2 separate regions of the Homo sapiens genome follow, and region 1 is linked to region 2. The links are chromatin loops, found by intact Hi-C in ENCODE. Cell type or tissue: heart left ventricle. All regions are shown on one strand. Each heading gives the region's core, and the rest is flanking DNA. Links, peaks and the distances in the headings are about the cores only.

Evidence for each region. A loop is a pair of places that touch in the nucleus more often than their neighbours do. Peaks named below come from ENCODE experiments on the same cell type or tissue, not always from the same donor. Only the 100,000 strongest peaks of a DNase experiment are listed, where the experiment ranks them.
Region 1: it touches region 2 in a loop (2.2-fold over the local background); 15 of 110 quality-filtered maps call a loop at or near these places.

Annotation. Positions count from the first base shown.
Region 1 is chr11:65,368,485-65,379,532 of GRCh38, reverse strand. SLC25A45 (solute carrier family 25 member 45) reads left to right here. Exons shown (of 7, transcript NM_182556.4): 5 at 1-157; 6 at 2,457-2,715; 7 at 2,858-4,341. The coding sequence ends at 3,126. It also overlaps a transcript of FRMD8 not described here. Among named protein-coding and RNA genes, the nearest start is that of SLC25A45, 8.6 kb to the left of the region's middle. RefSeq lists an enhancer at 2,408-2,908. In heart left ventricle, for the core only: no CTCF peak of the experiment used is centred there; no DNase peak of the experiment used is centred there; H3K27ac peaks cover 57 bases.
Region 2 is chr11:65,589,667-65,597,023 of GRCh38, reverse strand. It overlaps EHBP1L1 (EH domain binding protein 1 like 1), which reads right to left. Exons shown (of 19, transcript NM_001099409.3): 13 at 7,204-7,273; 14 at 7,033-7,088; 15 at 6,814-6,937; 16 at 6,432-6,531; 17 at 5,151-5,224; 18 at 4,934-5,048; 19 at 4,374-4,821. The coding sequence ends at 4,722. KCNK7 (potassium two pore domain channel subfamily K member 7) reads left to right here and starts at 1,224. Exons shown (of 3, transcript NM_033347.2): 1 at 1,224-1,570; 2 at 3,150-3,548; 3 at 3,814-4,188. The coding sequence starts at 1,252. The coding sequence ends at 4,019. In heart left ventricle, for the core only: CTCF peaks have their summits at 3,051 (motif pointing right) and 4,629 (motif pointing left); DNase peaks (open chromatin) are centred at 3,073, 3,291, 4,572 and 4,929; H3K4me3 peaks cover 856 bases; H3K27ac peaks cover 1,030 bases.

The sequences.
Region 1 (11,048 bases), core at 2,465-7,464, 220 kb after region 2:
CCCCATTGCCAGCATAGCTGTGGTCAACTCTGTCCTGTTTGGGGTCTATAGCAACACCCTGCTGGTGCTCACGGCCACCTCCCACCAGGAGCGGCGGGCCCAGCCGCCCAGCTACATGCACATCTTCCTAGCGGGCTGCACCGGGGGGTTCCTGCAGGTGAGGGGGCAGTGAGTGGGCACACACAGGTGTCATAGGGATGGTCATCTCGATCTGTCCTCTCCCACCCTGCCCTGGCGACCCACAGCTGTGGAGGCATAGGCCTCTTGGAGGGGAACAAGAGGCCTGTGCTATGGCCTTCCAGGCTGCAGGCCTCTGGGGGAGGGCTGTGGGGAACAGAGGGGGCAAAAGGCAGAGACAGCTGGTGGGCAGTGCCAAGAGGGTGCTGGGAGAAGCAGCCTGGGCCACTCGCTCCAGCTGACGGGGCTTGCCCCCCTCCAGAGGGGTCTGCCAGCCTCAGAGCTGTGGGGAGCCCACTCCCCAAGGAGACCTTTGACCCTGGAGAACCACCAGCACCCCGCAGAGCTGTGAGCCCAGCCCCTCTGGCCGGGTCCTGATGAGGTCCTGACACTCCCCTGGCCCTGCCTGGCTCTACACTTTGCCTGCAGTGCTTGGGTGCCCATGACCTGGGAGCCTCACCTGAGGCCCAGCCCAGCAGGGCATTAACCATTCAGGCACTGCCGTCATCTGGGCTTTGGGCTTTAGAGGGGTGGATGGAGGGAAGAGGGACCAGCTGCCGCCAGTGGGAACCGGTGCTGAATGGGTCCTGTGAGCATAAGCAGGGAGAGGGTGCGCCCGGCACCCACTGACACCCCAGCCGCAAGCCAGGGTCGCCCTCTCCTGGGCAGCTGCCCCCAGTTCCTTGTCACACTTCATGGGGCAGAGAGCAAGGACAAAGGACAAAGTCAGGCTGCTCCTTCAAATGAATTAATGATTAATGAGACCCCCGGAGGCCCCGGCTTTTCTTCTGCCCCTTCTTGTGCGAGGTGCCACCTATAGGTTTCCTGAGCCCCGCGAGCCACATCCCACAAACACAAGGAAGAGAACCGAAGCCCTAAGCTAAGTGGCCAGGCCCGGCTTCTAAGTCACCCTGCCCCCCCAGCTCTTTGGAAAGCAGAAGTGGGGACTGTGAGGGCCGCTGATGGAGCCTGGGTTTACAGTGAAACCTGTGGCTTTAGTTTAACAGAGTCTTAAAGGAAAAATGTGTTTTAGTGTGGAGTGGGAAGAAGAGGCAGGGACTGACAGCCTCTGACGGGCACAGACGTTGCCCTGGTCTTCGCCGAAGCTGACCTTCTGAAATGGCATCTGACACTCCACCACCCCTGTGGGGGTGTCTGTCACCTGGTGTCAGCCTAGCCCTGTCCTCAGCCCCCAGGAGCTCAGGGCTCAGAACACCTCCTGAAGCCCTGAGCTCAGCCCTGCCAGCACGCTCTAGAGGGTGGCACAAGGCCCCATCTCCCAAGGGATGGTACCTAACCTACGACCCTTACTCCTGGGACCAAAGTAAACAAGCGAAGACTTGGCCTGCCACACCCTAAGTACCACCACCCACCACCAGAGGCGACCGCCAGCCCCCGTCGCCATCAGCCATCTCCAGGGCTGAGGAACTGAGCCCATGTACCTGTCACAAAACAAACAAGCAAAAAACAGATAAATCCCTCAGAGACAGGCTAGCCTTGACATGGACCCCGATTCTCACCTGGACTCCAAAAGCTATCTTGACCTACTGGCATCTCTGACCCAAATCTTAATTGCCCCCATCGCCCTCTACATCCCCCCAGCACTGACCCTCACCAGGACTCCAGCCCCAATTCCATCCCAAATCTGTGTAGCATCTGCTTCTGCCGATTCTAAGAGCCCTAGCACCTGCCAAGTCCCCCCATTACCCACCTTCCCACACTCAGAAGCCTCTTTGGTGGGATGCTAATGGGAAGGAGTCTTGCCTCTCTGGAGGCAGGAGGGGCTGGCCTTGTGCCCCTCCGGGCCTCTGAGAGGTGGGCGCAGGAGAACAGCACTCACGAGGGGACCTCCTTCACCCTGGGAAAGGGTGGTTTCTTTGCTATTTCACAGTCACAGGCTGAATCCTTCACTTGGCCCTGCCCACCGTACAGGTATGCTCACTGCCGGCTTTAGGGAGGCCAGAAACCAACCTGCTCCTGCAAAAAGAATCCAGGCTTGTTCTGAGTGCCTGCTGTAGGCCAGGCAAGTTGGTCACTGTTGCATGAGGGGCAGTGCCTCTCACTCTTGGGCCTGATGCCAAGGGAGGTGGCCTGTCCCGGTCGCATGCAGACATCCTGGCCATCCCAGCCACACATGCACGTGAGAGGCTGGGTGCCGGCAGGGTTCCTGAGGGACTGGAAGATGTGGCCCCCTGCCTGCCTCCTTCCTCTTGTGAATATAAGGGGCCAGTTCCCAGCCCAAAGCCCCACCCGGGGCCCTCATGTTTCATCACCAACAGGCCTACTGTCTGGCTCCTTTTGACCTCATCAAAGTCCGGCTACAAAACCAGACAGAGCCAAGGGCCCAGCCAGGGAGCCCCCCACCCCGGTACCAGGGGCCCGTGCACTGTGCAGCCTCCATCTTCCGGGAGGAGGGGCCCCGGGGGCTGTTCCGAGGAGCCTGGGCCCTGACGCTGAGGGACACCCCCACGGTGGGGATCTACTTCATCACCTATGAAGGGCTCTGTCGCCAGTACACACCAGAAGGCCAGAATCCCAGTAAGTAAAGTGGCGTGAGAGGATGGGGGACAGAGGTGTGGGTAGCAGGCAGGGTCCAGCGGGGACTGGGGAAGGAAACTAGGGTCTGGGGAGGATGCTCTGTTCTGGGTCTGACCCCTGCTCTGGGCTCTCTCTGCCCCAGGCTCAGCCACGGTGCTGGTGGCAGGGGGCTTTGCAGGCATTGCTTCCTGGGTGGCAGCCACGCCCTTAGACATGATCAAGTCCCGGATGCAGATGGATGGACTGAGACGCAGAGTGTACCAGGGGATGCTGGACTGCATGGTGAGCAGCATCCGGCAGGAAGGACTGGGAGTCTTCTTCCGGGGGGTCACCATCAACAGTGCCCGCGCCTTTCCCGTCAATGCTGTCACCTTCCTCAGCTACGAATATCTCCTCCGCTGGTGGGGATGAGCCCTGCGGCAATGCCAGCAGCTCCCCATCAGGCCCACGGCCTGGAGGCCAGTTTGAGATTGGAGGCCAGGTTGAAAGCTTGCAAATCAGTGCAAGAGGCTCAGCCCTTCCTAACCAAGGTGCCTCCCACCCGCGCAGATCTGGGCTGGGCAGACACCTGTGGGAGCCGGAAGCCAGGGGGCCTGTGCAGCCTCCCTGTGTAGCTGGCCTTGACTCCTTTGCCTCCCACATCTGTGAAACAGGGAGCATGAGGCACAAGTGAGCTGGCAAGTGGTGCTGGTGACATCCCAGCTCCTGTCCTGTGCCTTCACCTCTTTTTTTTTTTTTTTTTTTTTTTGAGATGGAGTCTTTCTCTGTCACCCAGGCTGGAATGCAGTGGCGTGATCTCGGCTCACTGCAACCTCCGCCTTTCCACCTTCCGGGTTCAAGCAACTCTCCTGCCTCAGCCTCCCAAGTAGCTGGGACTATAGGCGCCCGCCACCACACCCAGCTAAATTTTTGTATTTTTAGTAGAGACAGGGTTTCACCATGTCAGCCAGGATGGTCTTGATCTCCTGACTTTGTGATCCGCCCGCGTCGGCCTCTCAAAGTGCTGGGATTACAGGCGTGAGCCACCGCGCCCGGCTGCCTTCACCTCTTAAGGAGCTCTGAGACTCCACTTCTGAGAGTCCCTGCGGCCTCCCACCTCCCTGCCTTTCAAAGCTCTCTCCCCCATGACCCAGGATAACCCTATGTCTCCTCCCCCAGAATCCTTCAGTGGCTCTCATCACCTTCAGGAAAAGCCCAAACTCCTTCCACCCTCCAGGTTCCTCCCTCCCCACGAGGCTTTGTTCTCCTGGGGTTGCTTCCTGGACCCTGAACAAGTTGTGCTCTCATTGGCCGGGCCTGGCCAGCAGTGCACAGTGCCTGGCAGGTTGACTCTACCATCCCCGGGGCTGGCCCCGCTCTCCTCCGAGACCCAGGCTGAGCCCAGTCCCCTCACCCTTCCTTGACTTACCTCCCCACCTGAGGCTGACTTTGGGGTTCCCAGACACCCTACCCACACACATGCCTTGATCATAGCACTTGCCTGCGCTTCTTCAGAGTCATTAATTTGCTTCTCGGCTTCCCCACTGGACTGTGAGCTGCCTGAGGTCAGGGATTGCGCTTTGGATGGTTTCCAGCCTGAGCCTGGTGCTTGAACAGACGTGTGCAATAAATGCTCGTTAAATGATGCGACTGCACTCCTGACCTGTCTCTTCACGCCAGCTGCCACACCTGCTTCCCTGGTCTTGCCACACAGCTTTCTGTTGAACCTCCCAGCCCCCATTTTCCTGCTCTGACCCTTCTCGAGGTCACCTGCAGTGGAGGATGCTGGGAGCTGGGGGTCTGTCTGCTTTGCCCACTCCCAGCCAATGGTGCTTGTTTTCTTTTTCTTTTTCTCTATTTTTTCTTTTATTAGATACAGAGTCTCACTCTGTTGCCCAGGCTGGAGTGCAGTGGTGCCATTATAGCTCACTGTGGCCTTGAACTCCTGGACTCAAGTGATCTTCCCACCCTAGTCTTCTGAGTAGCTGGGACTACAGGTGTGTGCCACCGCACCTGGCTAATTTTTAATTTTTTTGTAGAGAGGAGGTCTCACTATGTTGCCCAGGCCGTCTTGAACTCCTGAGCACAGATAGCCCTCCCACCTTGGCCTCCCAAAGAGCTGGAGTTACAGGTGTGAGCCACTGTTGTTTTCTTTACCCATCTCACTTGCTCAGTGGGAATTAAAAACTGGCTGAGAGGGTTCTTTTAACTGACAACAAAATTGAGCATCAAGGGCCATTTGTACCCACTAATGTCCCTATCTGGTCTGAGATCAACGTGAGTCCACCTCATGGTGACCTGAATTCCTGCCATTTACTGGGGGCTCCCTGTAGAAACAATCACAGTGTTATGATCACAGTTGATAGAGAGGCAGCCTCGGCTCAGAGACATTATGTAACTTGTCCTAGGTCACACCGCGGGTAAATCATACAATTTGCTTAGATGCCTCTGAGCTTCCAGCCGCAGTGTCCAGTTACTTAGCTACCCTGCTCCACCTGGGCACATGGCTACCCTGCTCCACCTGGGCACATGGGGGTCTTCTGCGAGTCACCTAAGTTCAACTCCCCCCACACCACCCTGGGCTAGACCTGCCGGGACCATACTACGTCACGTGCTCATCAGAGCTCTCCTTCACCAGATCATGTGCTGCAGATGGCTGGAGGCCATCTGCAACTAGTTTTTGTATTTTTAGTAGAGATAGGGTTTCACCATGTTGGCCAGGCTGGCCTCGAACTCCTGGTCTTATGTGATCCACCCGCCTTGGCCTCCCAAAGCGTTGGGATTACAGGCGTGAGGCACCTGGCTCTGTCCTTGTTGCAACAGTTTAGGCCCTTGTTGCAACAGTTTAGCAAGCTTCATCCTGACTCAGTGGGTAAGGTACTGTGAGTTTCTAAGTCAGTGGTAATCCAAGTGTGGTCCATGGAGCAAAGCTTATTAGAAATGCAGCATCTGGCCAGACACAGTGGTTCACACCTGTAATTACAGCACTTTAGGAGGCCGAGGCAGGAGGACCACTTGAGGCTAGGAGTTCAAGACCAGCCTGGGCAACATAGTGAGACCTTGTATCTACCAAAAATTTAAACATTAGCCAGGTGTGGTGGCACTGTGCCTGTAGACAGAGCTGCTTGGGAGACTGAGGTGGGAGGACTGTTTGAACCTGGGAGGTTGAGGCTGCAGTGAGTTTTGATTGCGCCACTGTACTCCAGCGTGGGTGATGGAGCAAGACTCTGTCTCAAATAATAATAATGATAATAATTTTTAAAAAGATATGCAGCATCTCAGGCCCCACCCCAGACCTACCAAATCAGAATCTCTGAGGATGGGGCGCAGGAATCTGTGTTGTGAAAAGCTCTCCCAGGGATTTCTACACATGCTAAAGTTTAAGAATCGGTGTTCTGGGGGCTCCTGATCGTGGGAATGTGCTGCCCTTTCGGGCTGAGAAAGGTGTATGGTGGAAGAGACTCGAACTCCTAGTTTCTAGCAGTCTCTGCTCCTCCTATGGAAAACACAAGGTCCACCTGAGGCCGGTTCCCAGGTGCCTTGAGGCAGGCACTGCCCTTCCTGTGCCTCAGTTTCCTCTGTGATCCCTTTTTTTTTCTTTTGAGATGGTGTGTTGCTCTGTCACCCAGGCTGGGGTGCGGTGGCACGATCTCGGCTCACTGCAACTTCTGCTTCCTGGGTTCAAGTGATCCTCCTGCCTGGGACTACAGGTGCATGCCACCATGCCCGGCTAATTTTTTTGTACTTTTAGTAGAGACGGGGTTTTGCCATGTTGGCCAGCCTGGTCTGGAACTCCTGACCTCAAGTGATCCGCCCGCCTCAGCCTCCCAAAGTGCTGAGATTAACAGGCGTGAGCCACCACCCCCAGCTTTCCTCTGTGATCCCTTCTGATCGGACCATCTCTGAGCCCATCCAGCACCACCGCAGCGCCAGGGATTCCAGGCTGGACATTGCAGCGATGGTACAGCAGGTGTCAGAACACCACTGGGCAGCCCGTGGCTGGAAGGAAGCAAACAGGACGCATGAGGAGGAGGAGGTGGGCTCCTATAAACAGTGCAGGAAGTAGGCAGGAGGACAGGTCAGAGTGGTCCTCTGTTGTTTGCTATTTCTCATCAAATTACCAGTTAGCGGGAATTCCCATTTGGGTGCCCCTCTGTCTGAGAGAGAGCTGTTCTCCTTTTCCCTTTGCCTATTAAACCTCTGCTCCTAAACTCAAAACAACAACAACAAAACAGCAAGGGAGTAAAATGAAAAAAATCTATTTTTTTTGGCTTTAGTTAAATGGGCTCCCATTCTCCCTCTCTGGTTCTATCTAGAGGAGTCTCCTAAAGAGCCTGGAGTGCCCGTCCTCTAAACTCCACCTTTACAGCCAGAGAGAGTGGCCAGACTCAGGTGGGACCAGGGAGTTCCAGGCCCAAGTTCCTTCCACCAATCCATGGCAAAGGCTACCCACTGGGCTGGGAGAGCAGTCCTGGAGTGAGTTTAGGGTTTAGTATGGTGTGATTAGTGAGCAAATAACTCACTCCTGCACAGTGGCCCCAGGAGGAGATGCCACTATTGGAGGGGAGGGCAGAAAGACAAAGATGGGGCAGGAAGGGGCCAGAGAGATTCTAAAAATCTAGATGTTGGCTAGGCATGGTGGCTCTCATCTGTAATCCTAGCACTTTGGGATGCCAAGGTGGGCAGATCACCTGAAGTCAGGAGTTCGAGACCAGCCTGGCCAATATGGTGAAACCCCATCTCTACTAAAAACACAAAAATTAGCCAGGCGTGGTGGCACATGCCTGTAATCCCAACTACTAAGGAGGCTGAGGCAGGAGAATCTCTTGAACCCAGGTGGTGGAGGTTGAAGTGAGCTGAGATTGCCCCACTGCACTCCAGACTAGGTGACAGAGAGAGACTCTATCTCAAAAAACACAAAATTTAGCCGGGCTTCGTGGCTCATGCCTGTAATCTCAGCACTTTGGGAGGCCAAGGTGGGCAGATCACGAGGTCAGGAGATCGAGACCATCCTGGCTAACACAGTGAAACGCCGTCTCTACTAAAAATACAAAAAATTAGCCGGGCATGGTGGCACGCACCTGTAGTCACAGTTACTTGGGAGGCTGAGGCAGGAGAATCACCCGAACCAGAGAGGCGGAGGTTGCAGTGAGCCAAAATCGCGCCATTGCACTCCAGGCTGGATGACAGAGCGAGACTTCGTCTCAAAAAAAAGAAAACAAAACTAGATGTTTTTAATCAGCAGGGTCTCATAAGGCATGCGAAATTGCTTAAGGATTTAACAGATGGTATCTCAGGTTGCTGTTATTTTTGAGAACTCTTTTCGACAGAAGAAATCCCTAAGAACCAGGAGATAGTCTGTGAACCTGCTTTGAGGTTACAAAGGAGGTGGTGTCTGTCAGTCACTTGCAAAGAGCTGATAACTTGAGCAAACATGTTAAATAAAGTCCCATTGGACTCCTGTTGTCCAGCGTCATACTTCTTTTTTTAGCAATGACCACAGCTGAAGAAATTCCAGGAGACTAACTTATGTGTATAGTGACACTCCCTGTGGCTTTCCCCACCACACTCCAGCCTGGGGAAAGCTACATGCGCAGGGAAAGGGGGAAATGACACAACCACGAGATGACTCTGGCTTAAATAACTTTGACCAGACTCAGGAAACAGCTGAGCCAAGGGGGTCCATGCTGTGAATGTGACTTAACTGGTGTCTCCAGCCTGCTCAGGCTCCTGAGTGCCAGGCCCACACTGCTGTCTCTGGTCACACATCCTTAGATGTCCCAAAGGCACCTCAAGTTCCCCAGCCCGCCCTGCTGCCCTCAGCTCCCAGCCCAGGCCGATGCCTCAGAGGAGCTCTCCCTCTTCACCCCCGCCATGCCAAAAGAGTCTCTAACTCCTCTTAACCCTTTGAAAGATTTCTACTCCTTCCCAATTTTTTAGAGATGGGGGTCTCACTATGCTGCCCAGGCTGGTCTCGAATTCCTGGGCTCAAGTGATCCTCCTGTCTCAGCCTCCCAAAGTGCTGGGGTTACAGGCATGAGCTACTGCATCTGGCCTCGACTCCCTCTTTACCAATCCTAACAGCACAGCCCTGGTCCTGTCTCAGATCTGAACATGTACTTTAACTTTTTTTTTTTTTGAGACAGAGTCTTGCTCTATCGCCCAGGCTGGAGTGCAGTGGCAAGATCTCGGGTCACTGCGATGTCTGCTTCCCGGGTTTAAGCAATTCTCTGCCTCAGCCTCCCGAGTAGCTGGGATTACAGGCACCCGCCATCACACCCGGCTAATTTTTTGTATTTTTAGTAGAGATGGGGTTTCACCATCTTGGCCAGGCTAGTCTTGAACTCCTGATCTCATGATCTGCCTGCCTCGGCCTCCCAAAGTGCTGGGATTACAGGCGTGAGCCACCGCGCCTGGCCCAGGTACTTTAACTTTTGGCAGTACAATTCTCCCCAAGTCTCCCTGCTCCTCAGTGGCTTCCCAGTCCTCTGCAGAACCAGGGCAAGCTCCCTCCCGCAGCCTGCAAGGCTTGCAGGCGTGCACCTTCTCTTGGTTCCGTAAGCACATCAGGCTCCCTCCCACCACAAGACGTTTGCACATGCCCTTCTTTTTTGTTTTTTGAGACAGTCTCGCTCTGTTGCCCAGGCTGTAGTGCAGTGGCAGGATCAAAGCCCACTGCAGCCCCAACCTCTCAGGCTCAAGTATCCTCCCACCTTAGCCTCCCAAGTAGCTGGGATTACAAGTGTGTGCCACCTTGCCCAGCTAATTTTTATTTATATTTTATTTATTTATTTATTTATTTTTTTGGAGACAGAGTTTTACTCTCGTTGCCCAGGCTGGAATGCAATGGTGTGATCTTGGCTCACCGCAACTTCCACCTCCTGGGTTCAAGTGATTCTCCTGTCTCACCTCCCGAGTAGCTGGGATTACAGATATGTGCCACCATACCCGGCTCATTTTGTATTTTTAGTAGAGACGGGATTTCTCCATGTTGGTCAGGCTGGTCTCAAACTCCTGACCTCAGGTGATCCGCCCGCCTCGGCCTCCCAAAGTGCTGGGATTACAGGCATGAGCCACTATGCCCAGCCTAATTTTATTTATTTATTTATTTATTTTTGAGAGTTTTGCTCGTCGCCCAGGCTGGAGTGCAGTGGCTTGATCTCGGCTCATGTAACCCACCTCCCTGGTTCAAGCAATTCTCCTGTCTCAGCCTCCTCAATAGCTGGGATTACAGGTGCCCACCACCAAGCCTGGCTAATTTTTTGTATTTTTAGTAGAGACAGGGTTTCACCATGTTGGCCAGGATGGTCTGAAACTCCTGACCTCAGGTGATCCACCTGCCTCGGCCTCCCAAAGTGCTGGAATTACAGGCATGAGCCACTGCATCCAGCCTAATTTTTAATTTTTTTTTTTTTTTGTAAAAATGGGGTCTCATTATGTTGCCCAGGCTGTTTTTGAACTCCTGGGCTTAAGTGATCGTCTTGCCTCGGCCTCCCACAGTGCTGAGATTACAGGCATGAGACACTGTGCCCAGCCGCACATGCCCTCTGCCTGCCTGTGTGCCTCCCACCCAGCCTTCAGCTCTCAGTTCAGCCACACTTCCTTATGGAAACCTTGATCACATTCCTTTGACTTATGCCTGTTGTTTGGAATCACCTGGGGAGTTTGTGAAAATACAAATTGCTGGGTCCCACCCTCGAGTTTCTGGTTCAGTAGGCTTGGGGCGGGTCCAAGATTTGCCTTCCATTATGTTAGAGATAGGGTCTTACTATGTTGCCCAGATGCTGCTGCTGCTGCTGCTGAGAGCAACGCCTTGAGAACCACTGGCCCATGTTCTCACACTGTCCCCCTTCATCATTCTATAATGACACACTCTCATTCGTGTAACCCTTAGGTTATATCTGTCTCTCCTCTAAACTATGAGGTCTGGGAAGCAGAGACCCCTGTGTTAGCTCTTGTCAAAACTCTAGCTGGTAGACCGGGCGTGGTGGCTCACGCCTGTAATCCCAGCACTTTGGGAGGCCAAGGCAGGCAGATCACAAGGTCAGGAGATCAAGACCATCCTGGCTAACATGGTGAAACCCTGTCTCTACTAAAAATACAAAAAATTAGCCGGGCATGGTGGCGGGCACCTGTAGTCCCAGCTACTCGGGAGGCTGAGGCAGGAGAATGGCGTGAACCCGGGAGGCAGAGCTTGCAGTGAGCCGAGATTGCGCCACTGCACTCCAGCCTGGGCGACAGAGCAAGACTCCGTCTCAAAAAAACAAAACAAAACAAAACAAAACAAAACTCTAGCTGGCATACAGAGGTGCTCAGTAAATAGTTGTTGGCTGGGTGCAATGGCTCACACCTGT
Region 2 (7,357 bases), core at 567-5,566:
GACAGAGCGAGACTCCATCTCAAAAAAAAGAGTAGTAAGTTCCACCCACCTCCCAGTATGGTGACTTGCCATGGCATCTGGCACCCCTGACAGTTCTCTTCACACTGCCATGGGGGCTCTGGCACTCCCACACCATACCCTAGGGCAGGGTCCCTCCCTCGGCCTCTGTCCATTCTCTTCACACTGCCATGGGGGCTCTGGCACTCCCACACCATACCCTAGGGCTGGGTCCCTTCCTTGGCCTCTGTCCTCAGCCCCTCTGACGTTAGAGGAGTTGGAACCCAGGCTCCCCCTTCCCCTCTCCCAGGTGCCCCATGGCAGCCCAGACTCTGTGTCTGCAGTTCAGGGGCAGGGAGTCAGGAGGGCAGGCACAAAGCGTTCTCAGGAAGAACTGGCAATCGGGCGCAAGGGTATCATCTGCCCGGGTGCTCTGGGCACCCTGGAGTCCTCTCCCCACCTCCCACCCCCACCTGATCCTTCCCAGCTGCCACCATTCCTCTCCCACCACACCACCCAGGCCAAAATCACTCCATCCATGACGCCTACAGTAGCCCAGCGTAGGTCTCCCTGGACCACATTTATCCTCAAGGGCCTGTGTCCTTATCCCCCCTTCACCCCCAACTCTCCCCTGCCACAGCCAGCCCTCTGTTCCTCTCACACCCCAAGCTCATTCCTACCTTCACTGGCCTCTTACTCCCCAGCTGAAATATCACCTCCTTAGCAGAGCTTTCCCAGTGAGATAACCCCCCCGCTCCCCGCAGAGCTCTCCCATCACCCAGGGTGTTTCCTTCATGGAACTCATGACAATGTGAGGTTGCCATGTTTCTTTGCTAAGAGGTTTCTTGTGTAAACACCAGGAAGGAAAGGACCTGTGCCTGTCCTCTTCCCTAAGCACTTGAATGAATGAATGAATGAATGAATGTGGTATGGGTGCCTGAGTGAGCAGGACCTTGAATAAGTGTGAGGTCCTCTCTAGGCTTCAGCTTCCTCCGCCTCCTCCCCTCACCGCAGCCGCCTTCCTCCACCCATCCCCACCATCCCAGCTGCTGTGAAATGGGCAAATGTCTTGCCTCCAGGACCTGGGAAGGGTGATGCAGCTCACCTCCCTCCTGTTCACACCCCAGCCACCCCAGCCATCCCAGCCGGGTCCCAGCCACCCACACAGCACCTCCTCCTGGCCCCGCCCTGCCCAGCCCCTCCCAGGTGCCTGAGGTGGAGCCGCCAGTTCCCACAGCACCCCAGCGGCCTGCCATGGGGGGTCTAAGGCCCTGGTCCCGATACGGGCTCCTGGTTGTGGCCCACTTGCTGGCCCTGGGGCTTGGGGCTGTGGTGTTCCAGGCCCTGGAGGGGCCTCCTGCATGCAGGCTTCAGGCTGAGCTCAGGGCAGAGCTGGCAGCCTTCCAGGCAGAGCATAGGGCCTGCCTGCCACCCGGAGCTCTGGAAGAGCTGCTGGGCACTGCCCTGGCCACCCAGGCCCATGGGGTCTCCACCCTGGGCAACAGCTCAGAGGGCAGGACCTGGGACCTTCCCTCAGCCCTGCTCTTCGCTGCCAGCATCCTCACCACCACAGGTAAGAGAGCCAGGCAGCCAAGTCGGGGGGTGCGGCTCCAAGAGGCCATGGCTCCCTGGGGGCTTTGGGGTTCATGCAGCCCTTCCTTCAGCCCCAAAGAGCCAGATGGAGCCCAGGCCCTGTGAGGCCTGACATCACAGCTGGGGCTCCCCACCAACACACCCCAACTGGTGCCTCCACTTCAACTGCCAGGAAGGGTGTGGCCTCCCCAGTCCCACCCCAGGCACCCTTTGAGACCCAGGAGAGCTGCCCAGATGCCACAGCCTGTGGCCAGATAGGGGATACAATACAGTGGGATGGATTCTTGGATGGAAGCAAATAGAATGAACCTGGGAAGGACAGATCAGGACCATGGCCTCGGGTGGGGGAGTGAGGGAAGATAGGGGAGGAAGTCGGCATGAGATGCTTGTGGATCAGGAGGGCACAGACAGGGATGAGGGAGTCCTGCAGAGAAATCGCGTGGGCACAGGCCCAGGGAAAAGCAGCAATGAGACCCACAGCCCTGGGTTTTCGTATTTTTTGCCCCACAAAGTGTCTCAGTATTTTTTGAATTGGAATTTGTATTTCCAACTTTTTTTTTTTTTGAAACGGTGTCTGACCCTGTCACCCAGGCTGGGGTGCGGTGGTGCGATCTTGGCTCACTGCAACCTCCACCTCCCGGGTTCTAGCAATTCTCCTGCCTCAGCCTCCTGAGTAGCTGGGACTACAGGCATGCACCACCATGCCCGGCTAATTTTTGTGTTTTTAGTAGAGACGGGGTTTTGCCATGTTGGCCAGGCTGTTCTCAAACTCCTGACCTCAAGTGATCCACCTGCCTCAGCCTCCCAAAGTGTTGGGATTACAGGTGTGAGCCACTGTGCCCAGCTCATATTTCCAACTTCTTTTGGAAAATCAGGAAACCCACTCACACTGAGCCAGAATCCCTGCAAGGCAACATCCTGACTGGAGCAGAATGGGGCCTGCCCTTTGGATACAGCTCACACTTTCCAGTGTACCCCTGTCCCCACCACTCCTGTTTGTCTCCCATCTGGCTCCGGTAGGCATGTGCGTTTGCAGCTCTGTATTAGCTGATCCTGTTCTCCCAGCACACCCCGCACTCCCACCCCTCCCCGCCTGGCACATGCCCTCTCTCGCCCATGCTGCCTCTTTGCAGCCCTTCATGATTTGCCTGCCCGACTCCCCCACCAGAAGGGGCAGGGCCTGGGCTGATTCAGATCCCAGTACAAAGCCTGGCACACAGGACATGACACACATTTGGGGAAAGAGTGGATGATATTCCACCAGCTGTGGAATCGGGAGTATCTGTTAAGGGCAGCGCAGTTCTCAGAATTGTCCCAGCTACAAAAGGCCTGAGGAACTGTCTTCTTTCATCCTTTCATTTTCCAAAAAAGAAAAGAATGGCCTAGAGAGGGTAAGGGATCCCCTGACGAAGAGGAGCAGAGCCAGCTAGAACCTGGGCCTGGCCAGTTCAAGGCCACCAGAGGGCAGCCTTCTGCGGAAGGCAGTATTGGGGTAGGCAGGGACCCCAGCAGACATGGCACTCAGAGCTCTCACTGTCCACTGACTCTCTCTTCTCCAGGTTATGGCCACATGGCCCCACTATCGCCAGGCGGAAAGGCCTTCTGCATGGTCTATGCAGCCCTGGGGCTGCCAGCCTCCTTAGCTCTCGTGGCCACCCTGCGCCATTGCCTGCTGCCTGTGCTCAGCCGCCCACGTGCCTGGGTAGCGGTCCACTGGCAGCTGTCACCGGCCAGGGCTGCGCTGCTGCAGGCAGTTGCACTGGGACTGCTGGTGGCCAGCAGCTTTGTGCTGCTGCCAGCGCTGGTGCTGTGGGGCCTTCAGGGCGACTGCAGCCTGCTGGGGGCCGTCTACTTCTGCTTCAGCTCGCTCAGCACCATTGGCCTGGAGGACTTGCTGCCCGGCCGCGGCCGCAGCCTGCACCCCGTGATTTACCACCTGGGCCAGCTCGCACTTCTTGGTAAGTCCAGCCACCTAACAGCGTGTGGGGGAAGGGGGAAGAGGAGCCTGGACTAGGACTCCCATAAATCACTGGGGGGCTGGGCCTTGCAGGTGGAGGGACCTCACTCCAGGGCACGGCGTGGGAGGGGTAGTCGAAGAGCTCTGGTGGCAGCGTTGAGAAGGGGGTGAGTGGTGCCAGTTGCCAGGGCAAGTCACTGCGCTGGGAGGTGGGCGGGGAGCATCACCAGAACCCAGGCGCTGCCCCAGCACCTTCTCCTCCCCAGGTTACTTGCTTCTAGGACTCTTGGCCATGCTGCTGGCAGTGGAGACCTTCTCTGAGCTGCCGCAGGTCCGTGCCATGGGGAAGTTCTTCAGACCCAGTGGTCCTGTGACTGCTGAGGACCAAGGTGGCATCCTAGGGCAGGATGAACTGGCTCTGAGCACCCTGCCGCCCGCGGCCCCAGCTTCAGGACAAGCCCCTGCTTGCTGAAGCGTCAGGTGACCGAGTTCAGCTCCGTAAGGTGGCGGCACCTGAGGAGGAAGCAGCCAGGAGTGGCTGGGGAAGAATCTGGAGATGGAGCCGCGGTGAGGGTGGGCGGGAGGCCTCAGAGGATACTGTTAATCATAAAATGAGCAACGACTTCGGCTATTTTCAACTATTTCGAATGGGACTTCCCTGAGCCACCGGCCACCATCCCGGGAAGGCCGAGGTCCAGCCTCCGCTGGCCCTGGGAACCTCGAAACCGCACCTTCCGGCTTAGGATGGCAGAGCCGCCCGCCTCAGCCTCGGCGCACTCCCCTCCGCCTATTGAGAGCCCAGGTGGAGCGGAGAAAAGGCCGGCGCTGGGGTAGTCTCGTCCAACTTTATTGCTCTGGAGAACAGGAGGGCAAGCCAGCGCGGGGCGGTAGTGCCCAGGCATCCCTCTCCCCGAGGCCGCCGGCCCGGCCGTGCCGTCGGGGAGGACCCCGCACCCGCCGCGAGCGCGCACACACCCTCGGTGACAAATAAATACGGCGGCCGCCCCGCCCGTGGGGTCGGGGATCCGCCCTGCCCTGTACGGGGAAGGGCGCCGGCGGCCCCTAGCGGACACGCGCGCGGCCTCCGGGACGGCCGGGTCGTCCGCAGCGCAGGCCCGGGGCGGCGGCGGACGCCGGGGACGCGAGAAGTTATGGGCCACCCGGGCCGGCGGCCTCAGCTCAGCACGCAGCGCTCCCGCCGGCTCAACTGCCGGCTCAGCTTGCGGCGCCGCTGTTCCAGGCCGCGCTCCAGGCGCTCGTCCTCCTCCAGGGCGCTGGGGAGAACGGGTTCGAGTCAGCGCTCCGTTGGGCGGGGTCCACACGCAGCCCTCTGCGGGAGCAAGTCCCGGACCCTCCCAACTCCCAGCGCCGCCCAGCGCCACTCACATCCGCTCCTTGTGGTCCAGGTCCCGGACTAGCTCATCGCGCTGGTTCACCAGCGACACCAGCTCCTCCAGTAGGAGCTGCTCTCGGTGCTGCTGAGCGGACGTTTTCTGCCAGTCTGAGGGTCGAAGCGGCTAAGCGTCAGGAGGCGCGGGCCCAGGGCTGTGCCGCCTCCACCCTGGCTCTGTCTTGCCTCCCGGCCCCTGAGCCCATGTCCCACCTTCGATGGCCAGCATGGCCCGCAGCTCGCGGCTCAGCAGCTCGAACCTTCGCTCCAAGTCCTGCTCCTCCATGCTGGAAGGTGGCGGGGGGTGGGTGGCGGGGGGGTGGCAGTTCAGGAAAAGGGGCGTAGGGAGAGAGTGCCCAGGGCTCTGGCCACTCCCTGACCCCATCCCACCTCCCCAGCAGTTCCCGAGGGCAGGGCTGACCGCAGAGCTATCCTCTAGTCTCCAGACCACATTATCGCTTTTCTTCTGTTTTCTCCAATTGCTGGGTGTTTGTGTTGCTCCTCCCACACACCCCCCAGAAGGACCCCCGAAGGATTATTTGGATGAACAGTACTCATAAACAGGAAGCACTGGCTACAGTTATTCTGAAAAATCCCAAACGCAAAAGGGAGGCAAAGCTGTCTCCACCCTGCAGGATGACAAAGGCAATGGCCGCAGAGTGGCTTCGGACCCCACATGGGAACCAGATCAGATCTCTCTGGGCTTCTGTTTTCCTTACTGTAAAGGCTGGAGTGCAGTGGCACGATCTCGGCTCACTGCAATCTCTCAACCCCAGGAGGGTTCAAGCGATTCTCCTGCCTCAGCCTTCCCAGAAGCTGGAACTACAGGCGCCCGCCACCAGGCCTGGCTAATGTTTTGTATTTTTAGTAGAGACGGGGTTTCACTGTGTTAGCCAGATGGTCTCAATCTCCTGACCTTGTGATCTGCCCGCCTCGGCCTCCCAAAGTGCTGGGATTACAGGCGTGAGCCACCGCGCCCGGCCGGTTTTCTTATTAGTAAAAATAGTTCTAATTTAAGAGTTTTACCCTTAATTTTTGTTTTAATTTTTATTTTTTGAGACAGAGTCTCACTCTTTTGCCCAGACTAGAGTGTAATGGTCTGATCTTGGCTCACTGCAACCTCTGCCTCCCAGGTTCAAGCGATTCTCCTGCCTCAGCCTTCCAAGTTGCTGGGATTACAGGCGCGTGCCACCATACTTGGCTAATTTTTGTATTTTTAGTAGAGATGGGGTTTCACCATGTTGGCTGGTCTTGAACTCCTGACCTCAGATGATCCGCCTGCCTCGGCCTCCCCAGGTGCTGGGATTACAGGCATGAGACACCGTGCCTGGCCAGTTTTACACTTTAAACAGCAATTTGTTTAGGACAAAAACAGTAAGATGGAAGAGGAATCGTTTGTCAAAAAGATCTCTGTAGGAATAAGAAAGTAGTGAAGAACTCTAACCAAAGTAGCTAAGAGTCCCTCTGCTCTCCTGGCCCGGGGCCAGCACTCACAGCAGCTGCAGCTGGTCCTGCCTCCGGATGAGAGCGTTCTTCTTGTTGACCAGGGTGAACCACTCCTGGATCAGCACCTCCTCCTGCAGCTTGTTGGCACCTGCATTGGACAGGGACAGTCACCAGGCCTGCCCCCTGCCCCGTGTCAGGGTAGGGCAGCTGGGGGTTGGGGGAGGGGGTTTGCTCCCTTGTGACATCCCAGAAGCCAGAACTGTGTGCCTCGAGGAAGCCACTTCAGGGCCTCAGCATGCCTGGCTGTAAAATGGGAACGCTGATGCCAGCCGTGCCTCCTCCCAGCTCCTCCCAAGGTCAGGAACAGCTGCAGGGCTGGACAGACCTAGTGGCATGTGTTGGGGAAGGGATCCCTAGATGTATGCCCCACCTGACTCCATGAGGCTCCTCAGCTGCATCTCCACCTCAGCCGCCCGCCCATCTATCTGCCTCTGCTCCTGTTCCAGGGCCTGCAGCTCTGCACACACGTACTGACTTGTGTCCTGGAACCGTTGCTGGGGGTGGAAAAGGCAGAGAACAGGGTGGACTCAGCCCAGGCCCTGAATAGGTGGTGCTCACCCATCAGCTCCTCCCACTTAGCCCTCCTTACCAGCCCAGCCTCCTCCCCTGGGCTTGGGGGTGGTTCCTCCGAGGGGGAACTCCCACCTGCAGACAGAGATGATGATAAGGCACCCCCTAACCACCACCCACCCCCAGGAAGTCCCCAGTCCAGGCTTTGTGAGCAGCCTGAACTGAGATGGTCACCACTCCTGCTACTCACCAGGGGGCTGTTGAGAGTCTGCAGCTGTGGGTGGGCCTGGGGCAGGGCTGGGGTCAGGGGCCTGGCCTTCCTGTGGAAGAAGGGGCCAGTGAGGGCTGGGAGGGGTTTCCCACCAGCCTGGGCCTGGGGCCAGCCAGAGCCACTCATACAGAGG